2 separate regions of the Homo sapiens genome follow, and region 1 is linked to region 2. Evidence: read pairs that join two places in POLR2A ChIA-PET (ENCODE). Cell type or tissue: PC-9. All regions are shown on one strand. Each heading gives the region's core, and the rest is flanking DNA. Links, peaks and the distances in the headings are about the cores only.

The links. ChIA-PET counts read pairs that join two places held together with the same protein. Peaks named below come from ENCODE experiments on the same cell type or tissue, not always from the same donor. Only the 100,000 strongest peaks of a DNase experiment are listed, where the experiment ranks them.
Region 1: POLR2A ChIA-PET joins it to region 2 with 9 read pairs; 3 of 35 experiments call an interaction of 5 or more read pairs at or near these places.

What each region holds. Positions count from the first base shown.
Region 1 is chr3:185,526,691-185,531,082 of GRCh38, forward strand. LIPH (lipase H) reads right to left here. Exons shown (of 10, transcript NM_139248.3): 4 at 794-895. Among named protein-coding and RNA genes, the nearest start is that of LIPH, 24 kb to the right of the region's middle. In PC-9, for the core only: no CTCF peak of the experiment used is centred there; DNase peaks (open chromatin) are centred at 991 and 2,031; H3K27ac peaks cover 1,586 bases.
Region 2 is chr3:185,442,193-185,446,584 of GRCh38, forward strand. It overlaps MAP3K13 (mitogen-activated protein kinase kinase kinase 13), which reads left to right. Exons shown (of 14, transcript NM_004721.5): 4 at 1,253-1,444. LOC124906361 (small nucleolar RNA U13) reads left to right here and starts at 27; the gene lies at 27-127. In PC-9, for the core only: no CTCF peak of the experiment used is centred there; no DNase peak of the experiment used is centred there.

The DNA.
Region 1 (4,392 bases), core at 142-4,141, 84 kb after region 2:
AATAAATAAAATAAAATAAATAAAATAAAATAAAATAAAAATAAAGACAGCAATGGCCAAGAAGATCTGCAGAGAGCCAGAGAGCTGTAGTTGCATCAGAGTGACTCTGTGTGGAGAGATTTAACACCTGCAGCTCAAGAAAATAAAAAGAACCAACAACACTAAGAAATCATGCATGCAAACCCAGTTGCACATAGGAAAACACTTATCTTCATGTTGAAAAAATTAGCCTGTCCTTCATTGAGCATGATGATTCCTTTAAAAATATGCCGGGCGCGGTGGCTCACGCCTGTAATCCCAGCACTTTGGGAGGCCGAGGCGGGCGGATCACAAGGTCAGGAGATAGAGACCATCCTGGCTAACACGGTGAAACCCCGTCTCTACTAAAAATACAAAAAATTAGCCAGGCGTGGCGGCGTGTGCCTATAATCCCAGATACTCGGGAGGCTGAGGCGGGAGGATGGCGAGAACCTGGGAGGCAGAGCTTGCAGTGAGTCGAGATTGCGCCACTGCACTCCAGCCTGGGCGACAGAGCGAGACTCTGTCTCAAAAAAAATTAAAAAAATAAAAATATGAAGAGACCGTGGGATAATCATCCACGCTCTAGCACAAGGTCCTGGGTGCCTACATTAAACCAGCTTCCCTTCAATATTTCGGTGGATTTGGAACCCTGCCTGGAAAAAAAAGTTAGAATCTAGAGGAACCTGATCTGCTCCTACATGATTATCTCTCCCCAGGGGACACTCTTTAGGAGCCTGGCGGTGTCACTGACCCACAAGGAAAGGAGCGTTACCATCAGTGTCGGAATGGATGACATCAACAAACTGCGCATCACTGGGATCTAATCTGTCTTGGTGAGGTTTCCCGTTGAATAAAGGGCCTGCAGGGTCGAGGCCTGGAAGGAAAACAGAGTCACTTGGCAGCCCCACACCATGAGTCACCTGCAGCCGGGCCTTTGATCCTTCTGGATGAGGGTGGCTCCCAGGCTGCAGGGCACCCTCAGGTGGGTGAGCGCTCACACTCCCGTCCCACTTGGCCAGGACTCCTTTCCATGGCTCTGCAGCTTGTTCCCACAGTGGAGACGGTTACCCTGGCTGTGCCCCTGAGAATGGCATCCAGACTCCATCAGGGGCATGTGTCATGCAGAGCTCAACAGTAGGGAACGTACACGTGTATGAGGTTCAAGGGGTGGGGATAAACGGGCGGTCCCCAGGAAAAAAGCACCAAAGGGCACATTAAAGAGAAAAGAGCAGCCTGGGCGCAGTGGCTCACACCTGTAATCCCAGCACTTTGGGAGGCCGAGGCAGGCAGATCATGAGGTCAAGAGATCAAGACCATCCTGGCCAACATGGTGAAATCCCGTCTCTACAAAAATACAAAAAAATTAGCTGGACGTGGTGGTGTGTGCCTGTAGTCCTAGCTACTCGGGAGGCTGAGGCAGGAGGATCGCTTGAACCCGGGAGGCAGAGGTTACAGTGAGCCAAGATCATTCCAGCCTGGCGGCAGAGCAAGGCTCTGTCTCGAAGAAAGAAAGAGAGAGAGAGAGAGAGAGAGAGAAAGAAAAAAAGAAAGAAAGCAAGCAGATGCTATACTCATCTTTATCCCACTTTAGATGAGGAAGAAAGAAAGAAAGAAGAAAGAAAGAAAGAAAGAAAGAAAGAAAGAAAGCGCTATACTCATCTTTATCCCACTTTAGATGACCGAGAAACCTCACTCAGCCCTTCCTTTTTGTTGTTAATAAATAAAGAACTTCCACTCTTATTCATATATGCTAGCCCCTTTGATCCATGTTGCAAACCTGTAAGGGAGGCAGGGTAGCTATTATTATTTTCCAGATGAATGAACTGTGATTCAGGAAGATCAAGAGCCTTGATCAGAACACAGCCTCTTAATGCAACCACTTCTATCTGTTGAACTCTTGGTTTCACTGCCCTGAGTTTAGCAAGCTCGGCAGGAGAGGGCGAAACTCACTGGTCAGGCCAGGTATCAGGCTAGGTATTGAAGAGGGAAACCAAGTGGGTGTCAATCCCTGCAGAATTAACCCGCTCTATAAATGCCTAAACCGGTTTCTCACCCTTGGTCAATGTTATTTGGGTGTTCCTCACTATCACTACGAAGCAGCTGGAAAAACAGGAGAGAAGCTCCTATGATGTTGTAACCACAAAATAAAGATTAAACAACAACAAGAAAAAGCTGGGTGTGGTGGCTGACCACTGTAATCCCAGCACTTTGGGAGGCCGAGGTGGGCGGATCACGAGGACAGGAGATTGAGACCATCCTGGCTAACATGGTGAAACCCCGTATCTATTAAAAATACCAAAAAAAAAAAAAAAAAAATTAGCTGGGTGTGGTGGCACGTGCCTGTAGTCCCAGCTACTCGGGAGGCTAAGGCAGGAGAATTGTTTGAACTGGGGAGGCAGAGGTTGCAGTGAGCCAAGATCGTGCCACTGCACTCCAGCCTGGGTGACAGAGCGAGACTCCGTCTCAAAAAAAAAAAAAAAAGAAAAAAAGAAAAAGAAAAAGAAAGAAAAAAGGAAAAAAAAAATCAGCAGCTCCAAAAGGTCTGGTTTACCAGATCCCTACCTGGAGTGAAGAAGGCTTCAAGGGAAGTCTCCCTTGAAGTTTTTGTCTATGAATGTCATTTTATATCTCCTATCCCCTGGTGTTACATATAAAATGCAAGAGTGTCTTTGCCTTTATTTCCTAAGTTCTAGCCTTTTTCTTTTTCTTTTTTTTTTTTTAATTTGTGGGGGTAGGGGAGGAGAGCCGGTTGTAGGGGCACTTGCTATGTTGCCCAGGCTGGTCTCAAACTCCTGGACTCAAGCAGTCCTCCCGCCTCAGTTTCCCAAAAGGCCGGGATTACAGGTGTGAGCCACCACACCTAGCCTACCTGGTTCTAGCTTTAATCCCTCCATTTCAGCTGGTCGCAGTGGCTTACATCTATAATCCTAGAGTTTGGGAGGCCAGGGCGGGAGGATTGCTTGAGACCAGGAGTTCGAGACCAGCCTGGGCAACATACGGAGACCCTGTCTCTACAAAAAAATTAAAAATTTGTTGAGTGTGGTGGCTCATGCTTGTAATCTTAGCTACTCCGGAGACTGAGACAGAAGGATCACTTGAGCCCAGAAGTTCCAGGTTGCAGTGAGCCATGATTGTGCCATTGCCCTCCAGCCCAGGCGACAGACCAAGCAAGAGAGAGAGAGAAAGAGAGAAAGAAAAGAAAGAAAGAAAGAAAGAAAGAAAGAAAGAAAGAAAGAAAGAAAGAAAGAAAGAAGGAAAGAAAGAAAGAGAGAGAGAGAGAAAATAAGCAGTGCCTGGCGCGGTGGCATGCGCCTGTAGTCCCTGTAGTCCTAGCTACTTGAGGTGGTGGGGAGATGGAGAGAAAGCTGAGCTGAGAGGATGGCTTGAGGCCGGGAGTTTGAGGCTGCAGTGTGCTGTGATTGCACCACTGCACTCCAGCCTGGGTGGCAAAGTAAGACCCTGTCTCAAAAATAAATAAGTAAATAGGCTGGGCACAGTGGCTCATGCCTGTAATCCCAGAACTTTGGGAGGCTGAGGTGGTTGGATCACCTGAGGTCAGGAGTTTGAGACCAGCCTGGCCAACATGATGAAACTCCATCTCTACTAAAAATACAAAATTAGCCAGGCGTGGTGGCAGGCACCTGTAGTCCCAGCTACTCGGGAGGCTGAGGCATGAGAATCTCTTGAACCTAGGAGGCGGAGGTTGCAATAAGCCGAGATCGTGCCACTGTACTCCAGCCTGGGCGACAGAGTGAGACTCGGTCTCAAATAATAATAATAATAATAAATTAATTTAAAAAATACAAAAATTAGCTGGGTGCGGTAGCAGGAGCCTGTAATCCCAGCTACTTGGGAGGCTGAGGCACGATAATTGCTTGAATCCGGGAGGCAGAGATTGCAGTGAGCCAAGATCGTGACACTGTAATACAGCCTGGGTGACAGAGTGAGACTGTGTCTCAAAAAAACAAAAATAAATAAATAAAATTAACAGAGCTTCAGTTTCAGAGCTCTAGATTCATGATGAATAAAACATCTGAACCAGGGCAATTTTCAGAGTGATAAGGATGCTATTAATAAGCCTGGGAGTTTGAGGCTGCAGTGAGTTGTGATTGCACCACTGCATTCCAGCCTGGGTAACAAAGTAAGACCCTGTCTCAAAAATAAATAAATAAATAAAATTAATGGTGAGAGCCTCAGTTTATAGCAACCTCCAGATTCATGATGAATAAAACATCTGAAGCAGGACAGTTTTCAGAGTGATAACGGTGCTCTTAATAATTACACCAAGACAAAGGTATAAACTGAGACTGTCACAGGCAGGCTTGGACTTGGGATTTCCTTAGTGATAAGCCATAGCAAATGATTAGCTTC
Region 2 (4,392 bases), core at 314-4,313:
AAAAAAAAAAAAGTGTATATTTTCATATTCTTTTGTGATTCATAAGCATGACTGGGTGTTCCCACTCACGGGTGAGATGTGCCTCCCTCCAACCTTGTTACGACGTCACCACATTACCTGTCTGACATGAAAAAAAAAAAGAAATGTTTTTCAAAGATTATGTAAGATGGAAAATTGAGTCGTCTTTGGGTCCTCAGTCTAGTTAGTTATTTTTAATTTGAGTAATTTAAAATTCAGCAAATAATATTAAAAGTAGAAGTATTTTCTCTGAATTATCTTCCTGTACACTCATAAAACCCTCTAAAACTTTAAAAGGAAGAAATTTTAAATTATTCCTTTTTTTTCTTTTTTTTTTTTCTGAGACAGAGTCTCACTCTGTCACCCAGGATGGAGTGCAGTGGCACGATCTTGGCTCACTGCAACCTCCTTCTCCCAGGCTCAAGTGATTCTCTTGCCTCAGCCTCCCGAGTAGCTGGCATTACAGGCATGCACTACTATGCCCAGCTAATTTTTGTATTTTTAGTAGAGACGCGGTTTCACCATGCTGGCCAAGCTGGTCTCGAACTCCTGACCTTGGTGATCCACCTGCCTCAGACTCCCAAAGTGTTGGGATTACAAGCGTGAGCCACCGCGGCCTGGCCAAATTATTATTATTTTTTATTTTTGAGAGGGAGTCTAACTCTGTTTCCCAGGCTAGAGTGCAGTGGTGCAATCTCGGCTCACTGCAACCTCCACCTCCCGGGTTCAAGCAGTTCTCTGCCTCAGTCTCCTGAGTAGCTGGGACTACAGGCGCGCGCCACCATGCCCAGCTAATTTTTTTGTATGTTTAGTAGAGACAGGGTTTCACCATCTTGGCCAGGCTGGTCTTGAACTCCTGACCCTGTGATCCACCCGCCTTGGCCTCCCAAATTATTCTTAATGATCTAAAACAACACAGTATCCAGCCTGCACAAACTTCAGAAAAGTGTGCTCTTTGTCCCGGAATGGAAGGGTCCCACAGAAAAGGCACCAGACACAGCACAGCATATAGATAGCCAGAGTGAACAAAACAAACAAAAATTGTCTATGTGCATCATAGAGAAACCTGTAGACTAGAGAAGTTTCCATGCTAATTTGAGAATCAGGAACTATTATCTATACACATTTTTAAAATAATTCGGGTATAGAATTGGTTTTTATTAAATATTCTTTAAATATACATATGTATACTTGTATGTGTGTATTGATGTACATGTTTATGTTTTCTTGGAAGGGGTGTTTGTACTCAGGCCCCATGTTATTGTATTATCATGGAATACTGTGCCCATGGACAACTCTACGAGGTCTTACGAGCTGGCAGGAAGATCACACCTCGATTGCTAGTAGACTGGTCCACAGGAATTGCAAGTGGAATGAATTATTTGCACCTCCATAAAATTATTCATCGTGATCTCAAATCACCTAAGTGAGTTCTGGGGCTAATGTTTCAGCTATTTTGGTTTGTTGTTTTGAAATACAGAATTTTTATCAACCTCAGTTGACGTTTTCAGACATCATACCTTTAGTTCAGTTTCAATCAGCACAGTGGGTAATTCTGTTTGCGCATCTCTTGGGTTATTGTTGACCTACCTGGTTACCTGTAGGGCAGATACGTCCAGGTATCTGAAACCACTTTTCCTTTTTGGTGCTTTTAAATCATACAACTGTGAAACAAAATTCATTATTATCTGAAGTATTCACCTTCTGTCATCTCAGATAGCTAATGCCAGACCTTCCCGCTAGAAGGCTTGATTTGTTGTTTTCCATGTGTTCAAAAAACTTTTTAAACTGAGTTTCAGAAATGTATACAACAGGATAAAATGGATAAATAAGAAACAGGCTAGCTGGGTGGAGTGGCTCACGCCTGTAATCCTAGAACTTTGGGAGGCCAAGGTGGGTGGATCACTTGAGATCAGGAGTTTGAGACCAGCCTGACCAACGTGGTGAAACCCTGTCTCTACTAAAAATACAAAAAATCAGCCAGGCATGGTAGCAGGTGCCTGTAGTCCCGGCTACTTGGGAGGCTGAGGCAGAAGAATTGCTTGAACCTAGGAGGAGGAGGTTGCAGTGAGCTGAAATCACACCACTGTACTCCAGCCTGGGTGACAGAGCAAGACTCTGTCTCAAAAAAAAAATAATAAAAATAAATAAATAATAAAAATAAAAAGAAGCAGAGGCAAAGGAAAAGTAAAAACATTAGAACTAAAAATTGTTCACAAATTATATGCCGTAAGATTCTGTAGACGTGGATTACAGATTTGGCTTTGAGCTTCTAGTGTCTAAGCAAAGGAGGAAATAAACAATTACAAGGTTCACAATGGCCATAGGAAAAATAAACACTGGCTATGTAAGAGAAGCAGGGCTATTTCTAGTAATCTCTGTTTTCAAAATGATTTCTTGGCTACCAATCACTTTAAGAGGAGTGTGTAGTTAGTTCCCCAAATTGAATGAAGAAAGAAATTGATAAAATGATTTATTTCAGTATAACTCCTATTTTTAAACATTATTTTTATTATTTATCATCACATTTTGGGTTAGATAAGCAAAGGATTAATCTCTTTTCAAAATATATTTGTAGCCTGGGCAATATAGTGAAAACCCATCTCTACAAAAAATTTAAAAATTAGCCAGGCATGGTAGTATGAGCCTATAGTTCAAGCTACTCAGGAGGCTGAGGTGGGAGAATCACTTAAGCCCAGAAGGTCAAGCCTACAGTAAGCCATGATCACACCACTGCACTCCAGCCTGGACCACAGAGCACAACCCTGTCTCAAAAAATAATAAAAATTTAAAAAAACTATATATTTATTGTATATACACACACACATATATATATTTGCATAGTGTTTTCATGGTTTATAATATCTTAGGGGGAATCCATTATCACATCTTTGATCCTGGCAAAAACTGTGTGGGATACGTAACAAGTATTGTTATTTTATGTAAGGAAAACTAGAGATTAGCCCAAAGTCATGGGGCTAGGACTCGAACCTAGAATTTCTGAACCAAAGGTTACTGCATTCTACCTCATTATGTGAAGGTAGGGGACTCACAATGAATCCTGCCTTTCCTCCATGGACGGTATAAATCAATCCTTCATTATAAACTTCAAAACAGCTCTTATTTATCACCATCATTCTCAGCAATATTTATTACAGTGCTTAGTTGACTGAACAACCTCCTCCTTGCTTTACTTGCAAGTAAACATGATTGTGTAGTGTTCATTTCTTCCGTTCACATTCTTACCCTGTTGCTTTTGCCATCCAGTGCATACATGTAAAGGACATGAACTACCTGAAGGCCTCTCTGAATGGTCTCCTTTTTAACCAACTTGTTCTCCTTATGAATTAATCTTAGAGGGAAGGAGTCAGGAAGCCGTAGAATAGAGTAGTAATTGGGTTACCCAGTAAGCCTTTCCCTCTATTAGCAATAACACTCCCAACCCCAGCAGCGTTGGCTTCTTTAGGTTTCAAGCTGACTTTGGGAAGACAGAGATCAATCTGACTTGCTGTAACAAGAGATCTCATTACTTACATTAAATCTGCAGGCTCTGTGACCACAACTTTGTCTCAGAGAAGATTTCAGAAAAATTCTAATGTTATATTTTTCTAGTCTCCTCTCAAGTCCATCCTCTCTTGTCACACCAACAGAGGCAGAGAGGAAGTTCCCATAAAAAGTTCCCTCTTTTAGGGGCTTACTGCCTACTCTCACTTTCCTGGTGTATGATATCAATTCTCCAATTCTCTCATATATCCCATAATATTTTAATCCTTATGCATTTTCACTAAGACTAACACTGTTAAATCAAAACTCCTAAGTTATATAAATTTTACATATTACGTGCAAAACCAGGGCATGGAGGATGGTATTCAAAAGCAATTGTAAGCTCTGAGCTATTTGGTAAATAGCCATTGGTGTTGGGGTTGTGAGCATGGTAAATGTGAAGGAATCCCTGGTTCAAATGGAGAAGCAAGGGGATAGAGTCAGATGCTTTCTGCCTTACAGCCTCCTCAATTCTGATACTATTTGAGGATGAAGCCTCTTATCATTTTTTTTTTTTTTTGAGATGGGGTCTCGCTCTGTCGCCCAGGCTGTAGTGCAGTGGCACAATCTCCACTCACTGCAAGCTCCGCCTCCCGGGTTCACGCCATTCTCCTGCCTCAGCCTCCCGAGTGGCTGGGACTACAAGCGCCCGCCACCACGCTCGTAAGCCTCTCATCATTAAACATAGGTCCCTAGATCATTAAAGCCTCTGAAACCCTAAGTCTTTAATTTTCTAAAGTTCTGAACAGGTTATTGCAAGTGAATTCGATCTAATGTGAAGCTGTCAATTTGGTACCGGATTGTATTCATCTTCAAGGCTGGCAGAGAGCA